4 separate regions of the Homo sapiens genome follow, and all the other regions are linked to region 4. Evidence: chromatin contacts called from ENCODE Hi-C or POLR2A ChIA-PET data. All regions are on one chromosome and are shown on one strand. Each heading gives the region's core, a stretch centred on a gene start or an enhancer-like site at or near the end of the contact. The rest is flanking DNA. Distances are from core to core; before and after follow the strand shown.

The links. Hi-C counts contacts between places; a loop is a spot of excess contacts on that map. ChIA-PET counts read pairs that join two places held with the same protein, here RNA polymerase II (POLR2A). Pooled maps may share reads with other maps.
Region 1: a pooled map shows a loop between it and region 4 (14-fold over the local background). The contact joins the promoter of IQCH-AS1 here to the promoter of ANP32A in region 4. A Hi-C loop is called at or near these places in 1 of 37 single-sample maps with no recorded cell type and 10 of 50 pooled maps. POLR2A ChIA-PET finds 5 or more read pairs at or near these places in 4 of 52 experiments (GM10248, T-cell, activated CD4-positive, alpha-beta T cell and 1 more).
Region 2: a pooled map shows a loop between it and region 4 (9-fold over the local background). The contact joins the promoter of AAGAB here to the promoter of ANP32A in region 4. A Hi-C loop is called at or near these places in 1 of 37 single-sample maps with no recorded cell type and 6 of 50 pooled maps. POLR2A ChIA-PET finds 5 or more read pairs at or near these places in 1 of 52 experiments (activated B cell).
Region 3: a map of CD8-positive, alpha-beta T cell shows a loop between it and region 4 (13-fold over the local background). The contact joins the promoter of MAP2K5-DT here to the promoter of ANP32A in region 4. A Hi-C loop is called at or near these places in 2 of 168 maps with a recorded cell type or tissue (CD8-positive, alpha-beta T cell and naive thymus-derived CD4-positive, alpha-beta T cell) and 7 of 50 pooled maps.

What each region holds. Positions count from the first base shown.
Region 1 is chr15:67,520,534-67,523,359 of GRCh38, reverse strand. It overlaps IQCH-AS1 (IQCH antisense RNA 1), which reads left to right and starts at 1,516. Exons shown (of 6, transcript NR_040052.1): 1 at 1,516-1,841. C15orf61 (chromosome 15 open reading frame 61) reads right to left here and starts at 2,229. Exons shown (of 2, transcript NM_001143936.2): 1 at 1,766-2,229. The coding sequence starts at 2,111. RefSeq lists enhancers at 1,803-1,922, 2,563-2,642 and a silencer at 2,033-2,382.
Region 2 is chr15:67,253,225-67,255,924 of GRCh38, reverse strand. It overlaps AAGAB (alpha and gamma adaptin binding protein), which reads left to right and starts at 1,264. Exons shown (of 10, transcript NM_024666.5): 1 at 1,264-1,366. The coding sequence starts at 1,294. IQCH (IQ motif containing H) reads right to left here and starts at 1,139. Exons shown (of 21, transcript NM_001031715.3): 1 at 978-1,139. The coding sequence starts at 1,028. RefSeq lists an enhancer at 1,204-1,523.
Region 3 is chr15:67,541,042-67,544,012 of GRCh38, reverse strand. It overlaps MAP2K5-DT (MAP2K5 divergent transcript), which reads left to right and starts at 1,383. Exons shown (of 1, transcript NR_186334.1): 1 at 1,383-2,945. MAP2K5 (mitogen-activated protein kinase kinase 5) reads right to left here and starts at 1,310. Exons shown (of 22, transcript NM_145160.3): 1 at 543-1,310. The coding sequence starts at 677. RefSeq lists a silencer at 1,175-1,294 and enhancers at 2,168-2,217, 1,870-2,370.
Region 4 is chr15:68,819,606-68,822,305 of GRCh38, reverse strand. ANP32A (acidic nuclear phosphoprotein 32 family member A) reads left to right here and starts at 1,411. Exons shown (of 7, transcript NM_006305.4): 1 at 1,411-1,608. The coding sequence starts at 1,555. RefSeq lists silencers at 870-929, 1,000-1,159, 1,210-1,459 and an enhancer at 2,131-2,700.

The sequences.
Region 1 (2,826 bases), core at 267-2,766, 1.3 Mb after region 4:
TAATAGGATATGTACTTTATCACCCAGAGAGACGATTGTACCTCACAGAATAGGAAAGGACCTATTATCTAATTCACATCCCCTCTACCTTCAGACAAAAATTAAAAATAAACGTTACCAGATGTGTTCACCACTTTAAAATATTTTTTAATTCCCTTTATCAGTATATCCCAATTTGTATTAAAGCATGCATGAGCAAAAAGTTGTCCTTTTTGCTTAACTTAGAACTCTTACTCCCATTTTAGCAGGATTTTTAGAATGTCCAAAAGACCATACAGACCATTAAATCACTCTCCCACATTAATAAACAAAACAAAACAAAAAACACTACAACTGTTGTTTCTTTCAACTTTAAAAGGTTTTACTTTTCTATGTGTGGAATGTTCTGAGTATCCACTTTTTTTGGATGTCTTAATCTCTAAATCTAAAAGAGAGGCCCCTAATCATTAAGGTGCTCTTAAACAAAATGTCAACACTAAAAATGTGACTTTAAAGGAAAAAAAGGCATTTGGCTCATGGTTTACCTATAACTCTCCCGTTATGCTTTTCCTAACCTATTATTCTTTAGGGAAGAATGATTTCTTACTTATGAAAAATGCTAAAATAAACTTATACTTCTCGAATCTAGTTAACACTCCAGTCTTTCCAAATAATTTCGAATTGAATTTCCTAAGTCACCTCACCCTTCAACTTCAACCAACCTCCAAAGTAGTGGGCATGCTCTATACAGTCCATCAGCCAAATAATAAGAGGCATTTTTAAAGGATAACACGTTGCTAAACAATTATCTCCTTACAGGACAGTCCAGTGGAGTAACGGCTCAAAAAGCCCACGACTGACATATGTGTTATTATAAGCACAAATACACAGACTATTTTTAACCTTAATGGACGATCAGATTATGTAATAGTATTAGTAGTACGGCTGCGCAGGGTTTAGTTTTAATCCTGGCTTTAAAAACCTGGCTGGGTAACATGGTTCATTCAGCTCCATGGCTAGATTTTGAATCACTGAAATCTAGATTGATTTTATGCCAGCTATTAGTAAGTTCAAAACATCTTGAGGCCTTCTGTTTTCCCCTGACCTATAAAAGATACACCCATGTCCATGTTCGTACCTCCCTCTTCTGTCATTAAACCAAAAGAAAATAAACACCTAGTGACAGTAAACATCCTCAGGGCGTCTCCATGAAAATATACAAATATTAAAGATCTTTAAAAATCTTTTAGGCCTAGCACCTCAGGAAGCTGTTATGTCTGGTGAAAACCTTTGGTGCTTTTAGTAAAACGAACTTGCCGGGAATTCATACAAAGAAAACAAAAGAAACTTAAAAGAGTAGTTCCAGTTATTGCAACATAAACGCAGCTGCAAAGTGATGTTCACGGGAATGAGTCCTGCCATGCAGTAGGACGGATGTCAACTTCAGAGCCACTTTCTAGGGGGCGTTTCCTGACGCCCCCTGGCTTACTGCCCAGGCCAGGGGTCTACTCTGGTTAACATGGGCAGGACAGGAGGGCGACCCGCCCCTCCCTAGGCCCGAGGACGCGCCCGCAGCAGGCGAACGGCTTCGGGTGCCAGGAGCTCAGCAAGCTGGGGACCCCCTGGGCGAGGAGTACAAAGGACCCCAGGCGAAGCCGGCGCCGGGAGGCAGAGCTGACTCCCGCGGGACTCTACCGGCCTGCGAGCGTTCGTCACGTGCTCGGTGGCTGAGGGGCCGTCCCGGCCGGGCGGGCTTCACCGCGTGGGCGCGGCAGTCGCCACTCACCGAGGTTGACGACCTTGAGCGCCGTGAAGAAGCGGTTCTGCCGGGCCAGGTCCTGCCAGGGAGCCTTGGAGCAGTGGTACTTGATGAAGGGGAAGCAGCCGGTGCGCAGGACGTGGTAGTTGGCGCCCTGCACCGGCCAGTTGAAGTGCGAGAGGCCGAACTGGTCGTTGCGGACGGCGCTGTAGGGCACGCAGAAGGAGGTCCAGTGCGGCAGGCGCCGCTGCAGCAGATGCCGCGTCAGCACCTCCGAGGCGCTGGGCTTGGGGCGGGCGGCGGCGCGCGAGGCCCACGGCCTACACAGCAGCAGGCGGAGCGCGACCTCGTGGGCCCTCCTCAGGGCCTCCATGGCCCGCCGCGCCGGGGACGCAGGCTGGTGTCCGCAGCCGCTGGCGCGCAAGCGCGCCCCCGGGCGAGCGCCGGGAAGGCCAACCGGCGCCGCGCGGGTGCCCGAGAGCCCCCGGTGTGCGGCGGCGCGTGCGCACAGCGGCCCCGTGGCCTCCCGCTGGGGGTGGAGTCCGGGGGATGGGAAGCGTGAGCTGCGCGAGGCGGAGGGTCACCTGCGTCAAGGAGCTGGTTTTGAGTGGCCAGGTGTGACCTCACGCCGTCATTAGTAACTCGGGCAGGGGAGGGATTCGGGGAGGTCTCATCAATTTGGGCCTGAGGAAAATTCAGGTGGAAGACAATTAAATAACTAACCACCTCCGCAAGGTGCAGAACTCAAACCCAAGTCTCCCTCCCACGCCCTGGGCTCCAGGGAAGCCCTTGGGTGTTGTTGTTGAAACAGGACGAGGCGTGACCCCGGGTCTGCGTTGTTTGGTAAGGCCGGGAGCACTTTTGTGTGTAGGTCCTCGCTGTCGGGTTCACTGTTTAAAATTAGTCCCAGAGATTTCAAAATCAAAAGTTTATTTAAAAACCTCACGTGTCTCAGTGCAGCGTCCGAACACACAAAGGCACCTCCCTCTAAGAACCTGGTAGACGGACCAGGAGCCTCTTATCGAGCTTTGTGGACCTCAGTCACCCATTACCAATCCATTACTTTCGGAAAAGCTTTGCTCAAACTT
Region 2 (2,700 bases), core at 15-2,514, 1.6 Mb after region 4:
TGCTGCGTGATGGTGAAAGTGAGGGTGAGAAAAGATCAGGTAAGATTAGGTATGATTCTTAATGGGGAAGTCTATGAAATTGGTGAGTTCAGGGGCTTGTATTTGGGAAAAGGTACATTTAGGGAAGTCTCTCCTAGATGGGAGGTAAGAGATCAAAATTCTGCCAGAAAAATTAGATCCCTTTGACGAGTAAGACCCACTTCAGACCAACTGAGTGACAGTCCTGACAGAGTGACCTTAGACAAATGACTTCAAGACTTAGTCAAATGCAGCTATTATATATGTGATAGTTAAAACCGATGATATATGTGGAAATATCTTAAAGTTACCTCACATAAATGTGAAAACAAAATGCCATGATCATTTCAGAAACATCTGAGTGCAACTATTACAAATTGAGCTGTATTGGACAAGACTTTCTTGACATTTCCCCTCTCAAATTAAAAAGGTCTTTCACTAAGTTTTTAAATGTCACATTTTTTCATTCCAAGTTATCTTGATTTTTCTGTGTGTTCTCCAATGAGGAACATTTAGATCTAAAAAACTGGGGTGTTTAAGAAAAGCAATTCACATATTTCAATTTGTCTCCAAATTTCTTATCACCTCCTAGAGTGTCCGATTTGTCTCTCCTCCACTCCCGACGTCATGGGTTCAAATTTTTCAGAATATAACATTTAAAAATGATGCCTCAGCGTGAGGTTAATTTTTCTGAAGTAAAGGTTCCGGGTGAACGGTTTTAGAGTTTTCCCAGAGGCAGAAAGTCCTGCTTCTGGGGCGTAACCTACAGGGTAAGTCACCGGGAGTGTGCTGGGCCGTGGGGGAAGGTCTGGGTGGGCATTTTTGGGAGCCTCTCGCGAGTTGGAGGGAGTCTAGGGGCGGCGCACCAAATGGGTGAGCGTCGGTGAATCGGCGCGCGGGACCTCGCTCGGAAGTGGCGCGGCTGGGCAGGGCAGGGCCGGGGGAAGCCCGTTTCCCACCTGGATTAAGATGGATCCGACAGGGTCGTGGTTTTCAGTGTTCTGTGCCATGGCTAGGTCAGGGAACGGCTACCTCCGCGGAGGCGCGGTTTCCAAGCACGGAAACCTTCAGCCGGAGCCGCTCGTCCCCATGGCAACACCGCGCGCGACCTGGCCTGTTCCACGCTGGGAGCGGAAGGGGGTCTAGGGGCGGGGTCAGGCCAGCCTGGTCATTCCGAGAACGCCCTCTCCGGCCTGTCTCCCCCTCGCGCCGGCGGCCGTGGTGCAGCCCAAGGCGGAAGCGGCTGCCTGACGGAACCGGCTCGCGAGCGCAGCTATGGCTGCTGGCGTACCCTGTGCGTTAGTCACCAGCTGCTCCTCCGTCTTCTCAGGAGACCAGCTGGTCCAACGTGAGTAGATAGGCGCCTGGGCCGACCTCCAAGGCCCCTGAGCCTCAGCGGGCGACGGACCCAGCACCACGGCCTCTCTGGGCCTTGTCCCCGCAGCGGGCCCTGCGTTCTTCCTCCAGTCAGTGGAGGCGCCCAGTCTCCCCAGGTGGCTGCCCCTATCTCTTAATCTCGTGCTTTTCTGCCCACTCGGCCTTCTTCGGCGTTCCTTTCGGCTTCCTGTGTAAAGTGAGACTGATTTCCCGCTCTGCTCAGCCCAGGCCACAGGTTTTTGCGAGGATCCGTTGAGATGAACCTGAAGGCTCTCCGGAAATTGCGCTAGGTTACAGGAGTGTAAGGTGCTGGAATTGTTGATATCGTGATGTTGTTATCCTTGCTGCTCCGGGAGAGAGTGTTTACTCTGAATTCTGAAGTTTATTCTGCGTATTTACTCTGAAGTTTATTCTGCTTCTTAATGTGTACATTATAAGACTTGTTAGCTTTGTCCGCTCCACTCTAGTTATTCACGCCTTTCATCTGAGGCATGGGCTCTCCGCCAACATGAGTTTTTGGGTATGATTGGGCTAGTGCTTTTGCTTGTAGACCCTCATAATGGCTGTCAGACTTACTAACTCTTAAAAGAGAGAACATGGGACTGGATAATAAGCCAACTCTACTAAAGGGCTCTGTGAAGTTGAATTATAGGTAACTCAAGACTTCTGTTTTAAGTGTATGGCTTAGAATCAGAGCAGTGACTTAGCTGTATGATCTCGAGCAAGTCACCTAACCTACCTACATTCCTTCCTTCTTTTCTTTTTTTTTTTTTAAAGAGACGGGAACTTGCTCTGTCGCCCGGGCTGGAGTGCAGTGATGCGATCATAGCTCACTTCAGCCTCGAACTCCTGGGCTCAAGCGATCCTCCTGCCTCAGTCTCCCGAGCAACTGGGACTGCAGGCTCACACCACGAACCCTGGCTAATTTTTTTATTTTTTGTAGAGCCAGAGTCTTGCTATGTTGCTCAGGCTGGTCTCCAACTCGTGGTTTCAAGTGATCCTCCTGTCTTGGCCGCCCTAAGTGCTGAGATTACAGGCGTGAGCCACTGTGCCTGGCTACCCTTCACTTTCTCTTTTCTCTCCTTTTTTTTATTTTTGTTTTGAGATAGGGTCTCACTCTGCTGCCCAGGCTGTAGTGCAGTGGCGTTATCTCGGCTCACTGCAACCTCTGCCTCCTGGGCTCAAGCCATCCCCCTACCTCAGCCTCCCAAGTATCTGGGACTACAGGTGTGTGCCACCACGCCCGGCTAATTGCCCCCCCCCCCCCCCGTCATACGGGGTTTGGCCATGTTGCCCAGGCTGGTC
Region 3 (2,971 bases), core at 134-2,633, 1.3 Mb after region 4:
CTTGAGCCCAGGAGGCAGAGGCTGCAGTGAGCCGAGATCGTGCCACAGCACTGCAGCCTGAGCGACAGAGTGAGGCCCTGTCTCAAAATAAATTAATGAAACAGTGTGCTCAAACATGGTAAGTTAAAGTTGTCCTTTTTCCCTTTCTCAGCTGGTCACCAAGTTCAGAGAACTCAGTAGAAAAACAAGGCTGGAATCTGTCCAAGGACATTCCCCGAAACACTTGGGGGGAAAAAACCTCTCTTCTAGATTCAGCAGTTTGCATTTGCGTGGTTGTGTCTATATGTGTGTCCCAGCCCGGGCCATGAGCTCTCTGAGGGCAGGGGTTCAGTCAGATTGATCTATCTCCCCAGGGTCCTAGACATTTGCCAGGTTTTAGTGGTTGCAATTTATCAATGCTGTGCCTGAAGCAATAAAACTGCCTCCACAGGAAGCCAGCAGTAGCCATTGCCACTGGCTCAGGTCACCAGTGGTCAAGGTGCTGACTACTCAAGTCCCTGAGTCCCCCTTGCTGGCATCCGGACACTGAGATTACCACTCACCAGCACATCCCTGAAGAGTAACTGCGGCCCGGAGTGCACTGTCCAGTCCACCGCGCCACTATTTGGGATCTTGATGCGAATTACCAGCACCTGGTTCTCCATGGCAGGAAAGGGGCCAAGGGCTAGCCACAGCATTACAGGTTAAAGAGGCTCACATCCTGGGGTATGGGAAACCCACTGGCCGCTGGTTAGGAGGGGGCTCCAAGAGGTGACAAGGGGAGTGACGGGCAGAGGACAGAGGGTGAAAACAAGGGAATGGAGGATGAGGGGGAGGGAAGAGGGGAGGGGTGATCAGGAACGCACCCGCAGGCACCGAGCCTGCCCAGGCTGTCGGGGGTCTGAGGTGTCTCCCGGGGAGGGTGCACCGGGAAGCGGGCAAAGGCCCGCAGGAACTAGCGGAGGTCGGAAGGTTCTGGAGTTGAGCGAACGCTATGGTGAAGGTCTCTGCCGCCGTGTGGGTATGAGGAGGCAGCAGGGCAAGGACTCGGTTTGGGGGAGATACAGCGGCAGGTGTCCACCGCTCGTCAGTGGACTAGGAGAGGGTCCTCGACTGGAGGGGACTCAGTCCGGGGCTATTAAGAAAGAGCCCCAGGGCCGCCACACCACGGAGAGTCCCCGCGGGAGGTTCAAGGGGCGAGTCTTCTGCCCCACCCGGAGACACAGGGCGCGGCGCGCGCAGGCTGAGCTCCGGCCACCCGAGGCCGCGCGGACTGGCGGCGGCTGCGGCGGCGGCGACGGCGGTAGCGGCGAGAGGAGGAGGAGGAAGGCGGCGGCGACACTGTTACTCCGGAACCAAAACGCGCGGCGCCGGAACCCCGGGAGCCGACGAGCGGGACCCGCCTCCCGCGGCGCCATGTTGGAAAAGGGCAGCAGCTCCCGGGAGGATGCGCCCCCGGCGTGGGAAGCCGAGGAACCGGCGCGCGGCGCGCGGCGCGTGGCGCGTGGCGAGTCGGGGAGAGACTGGTCTTGCTCGCTCAGGAGACCCTCATCGCCCACAGAGCGCCCGCGGCGACCCGGTCACGGCCCTTCCATTTCCTGACCCTGCTTAATGACAGCGAGGTGAAAACATCTACCAAACGAAGGGTAAAAGGCTGGAGTCCGCCAAAAGCCAATTTAAGGCTTAACATTGCAGACCGTTTGTCTTTACAAAAGCTTCAAAGACGGGGCTGCAGCTCCCGGTTATCCCCACTTTGTCAAGCCATGAATCTGAATGTTCGTGGGGTTGTGTGCATCGAATCAGCAAGAGCAAGGCAAGAATTCAAGAAATAGTTCTTTTTTATCCCCCCTTCCAAGTCACAGGTTCAGAGGATCATCATCTTTCTCCCACATTAGCAAAACATATTTGCATTTTTCAGTGAAGTTCTTTACCGCACGAGTGCCCTAAAATAGCAAACAGTTCCCTGTTCAAAAGCAATAGTAAAGAAATTCGCCGAAGAGTTTAATTGCCTGGGGACAGCTGCAGTAGTCGCATCATCGTCTCTTATTAAACTGTTGCAGAAATATTCGGTCTAGTCCATGTATTTTCAACTAAATAGCACTGCTTACGCAGTTGGTGATATGGTGATATCACGGAAGTAGCAATAAACCTTGGTTATCTTTTTTTTTTTTTTTTTTGAGACGGAGTCTCGCTCCGTCGCCCAGGCTGGAGTGCAACGGCGCGACCTCTACTCACCACAACCTCAGCCTCCCGGATTCAAGCGATTCTCCTGCCTCAGCACTACCACCCCCACCAGCCCCCAACCCCTGCCGAGTAACTGGGACTACAGGCGTGCGCCATCCGTGCCCGCTCATTTTTGTATTTTCAGTAGAGACTGGGTTTCACTATGTTGGCCAGGCTGGTCTCAAACTCCTGACCTCGTGATCCGCCCACCTCAGCCTCCCAAAGTGCTGGGGGGATTACAGGTGTGAGCCACCGCGCCCGGCCAACCTTGGTTATCTTCAAATGCCTTGTTACCTCAGATTTTAAAGTGCATAAGGTTGTAGAACGATGGTGCCTCTACAGAAGTTTCTTTACAAATTGTAATGTGTAGGTTCGTCCTTTATTTCTTTCTTATGAAGGTGCACGAATTGGCTTTACTTTCTGGGGTTGAATTTTGTATAAACTCGGTTGAGGAGGCTTGTCAGTTTCCCTTCTAACAGTAAGGTGCTTGATTAATGTGAGAGAAAAAAATTAATGTTGGTCATTTTCAGTTACAATACCAAAATTTTTTCTGCATACTTTACTCTGAGTTACTTTTATATTTAATTTGAAAGGCCATTGTAGGAGATAAATTATCACATTTTAAGTTACTGTAAATCAATAGCTTAGGTAGAAATTCATTTAGTCAGATCCTTCAGATATTCTAGGAATTTCCCCTTTTCACCTGCACTTCACTTCTGTGAAAAATAAACCGTTCATCAAAAGTCCTCATGTACTTTTATTAAAAGTT
Region 4 (2,700 bases), core at 162-2,661:
GCTATTATGCAACAGTATTTTAACTTTGCAACATACATACTGGCTTATCTCTCCTTTGAACTCCTGTTCCTGAAAAATAAACATATGTATCCAGAAAAACTACCTTGAGGCGTGTGGGGAAGAGTGCAGACATGTAGAAACAAACACTAAAATACAGTCGTGTGGAAAGGTAAGGATGTATCTGTCCTCGTTGACAACAATCCCCGTGGTTTATTAACAGCCACAGGCAGCCAACTTAGTGCCGTAAGTCGGTAACCCAGTGGGCATCGGGGCTTTAAGGTCTCTTAAAACTTAATGTGATTCAAAAATACCCAAGGCAACCACGCCGAAAAACCAGGAGAAAGGGCTCCAGTTAGAGCCTCCTTGGCAACCCAAACCGAACCGAATGACTCAGGTGGACGATTAGAATAAACCGTGCGCCGTTCTCTTTCACTAGGTCTATAAAGCCCAGAAATTATGTTTGGTCCAGAAAACCAGGAGTTATGAGCACCTTCCTTTTCCACCTTTTAATATTCTACATATCTAGCAACGGTTCTTAATCCATGGTCTTCATTCATTTATTGCCTAAACAAGATCTTGGGTGTCTCTTGGTGATCACTTCTTCCAAGCTGACCTAATATGACAGCAAAGTGAAAAGCCTCTTCGTGGGAAGGGTCGCGACCGCGCGGTAAGTCATCCAAAAGTGGAAGCATCTTGCTTTTACTGACTTATGTATACGAGGGTGGCGATGGTGGCGGCCTGACAGGGACGAGGCCGGAGGGGAAGGGGCGCGCGGGCTGCTGGGCAGCCGCGGTGGGGGTGACGGGGGCAGCCACGCTCCCCAGCGCGAGCCGCCGGACCCGGGACCCGACGAGCCCCTCCCGGCATTGCACCCTGACCCCTCTCCTCCTTCCAGGCCTTTCATCTGCCCTCCCGCTGGGCAGCCCGCGGTCCCCGGACCTCAAGCCGCCCGCCTCCTTCCGCAACCCCGTCGCGCCGCCCCGCGAAGCCCTCGGCCGGGCGGGGACCCCGACCCGACCCCTCCGGCCGCGCCCCTCCCCCTCGCAGAACGCACCTGCGGCCCCGCCCCCGGCCGAACGCTGAGGCGGCGGCTGGCTGGCAAGGCCGGGCGGCTCGGCCCTCGAGGCACAGTCACCTTCCCTTCCCCCGCCATTCCGCCCACCCCCCTCACTCAGCCACAGAGCAGCCGCCGCGCTCCTCAGCCGCCCCGAAATCTAAAGGGGTCCGTCTCCGGCACCACTACCAAATGGCCGAGCCTCCCTGGCCGGCTGCGCAGCCCGCCCATTGGTCCCTTCCCCCCCCCGCCGCCACTGCCATTGGCTGTTGCCCGGAGACCCTCGGCGGCGATTGGCTCGGGCCGCTGCCGCTCGTCCATGGGGCCGCAGATCCCGCCTCCACGGCGATCAGGTTAGTGTGCGCCGCGGGTGCTGGGGGCTCGAGAACCGAGCGGAGCTGGTTGAGCCTTCAAAGTCCTAAAACGCGCGGCCGTGGGTTCGGGGTTTATTGATTGAATTCCGCCGGCGCGGGAGCCTCTGCAGAGAGAGAGCGCGAGAGATGGAGATGGGCAGACGGATTCATTTAGAGCTGCGGAACAGGACGCCCTCTGATGTGAGCATTTGCCAAAAATATCTCTGTCGGTCCATTCTCCTACTTTGTGTGTGTGTGTGTGTGTGCGCGCTGGGGGGAGGCACTTTTTTTGGGGGGGGGCGCCCGGGAGGTGCGGGTTTGGGGGTCGGACTGCAAGCGAATTGGCAAGGCTGGGGGGTTGCAATGCCATCCGAGCATGTTCCGGCTGCCGCCGCCGCTGCCCTTGGTGTGTGACTACCTGTGCGTGTGCTCCCGCGTGTGCGAGTGTGGGTGCGAGAGTGTGCGTGCGAGTGTGCACCCATCGGGGGCCGGCGGGCGCACGCGTTTGGGTCGGAGAGAATGAGGCGAAATCACCCTCGGAGATCGCTGCTCCCGTGACTCCGTCTGGGGGGAAGATTAACGAGGGAGGAGGAGGAGAGGGGCTGCCTCCTGGATTTAACAACAAAAAAAGGGGGTTTTACATTTTATAAATGTATCCCCCCTTCCGCCCCCCTCCCGCGCCTCCCCCCTCCCTTTCTCTCGCTCGCTCGCTCGCACACACAATAAGTTTGGGGCTTCGCGAGTCCGGTTTAGTTTCTGATAAATGTGGGCCGAGGCCCCCGGGGAGAGCGCGTGGGGAGGGGGCTGCAGCGGAGTTGGGAATGGCTGGAGTTTAAAGTGCGTCTTCATTTCTTTGCAGTGATGAGGCGAGAGACGGGGGAGCCATATTTGTAACTTTGTAGTGTTCGTGAACGCGCCCTTTCTCTCCCTCCCTCCCTTTCTCTGCCTCCCTTCCTCTCCTCCTCTTTCTCCCTCACTCTTTCCACCCCACCTTCGGGCCAGATGCTGATGTTTCTTCCTTTCCTTCCGAAGGGAGGATAAATTAGAAGGAGGGGGAGGGATTTTCGAACGTGCTAAGGCACAGATAATCCCCGCGTCTCCCTGCCTCCAGCGATCGCTGGTGCAAGTTGCCCAAAGGCTACGTCCCGGTGCCCCCTCGCCCCAGCTCCTTCCGGCTTCCCCAAGATGCCAGCCTTTGGGCCCTGGTGCCCCCCAGCTCGAACCCCCGGCCCGTCTTTCTCAGTGCTGGGCTTGTCGGCAGCCATTCGGCGCCTGCTTAATAAATGGGCACGG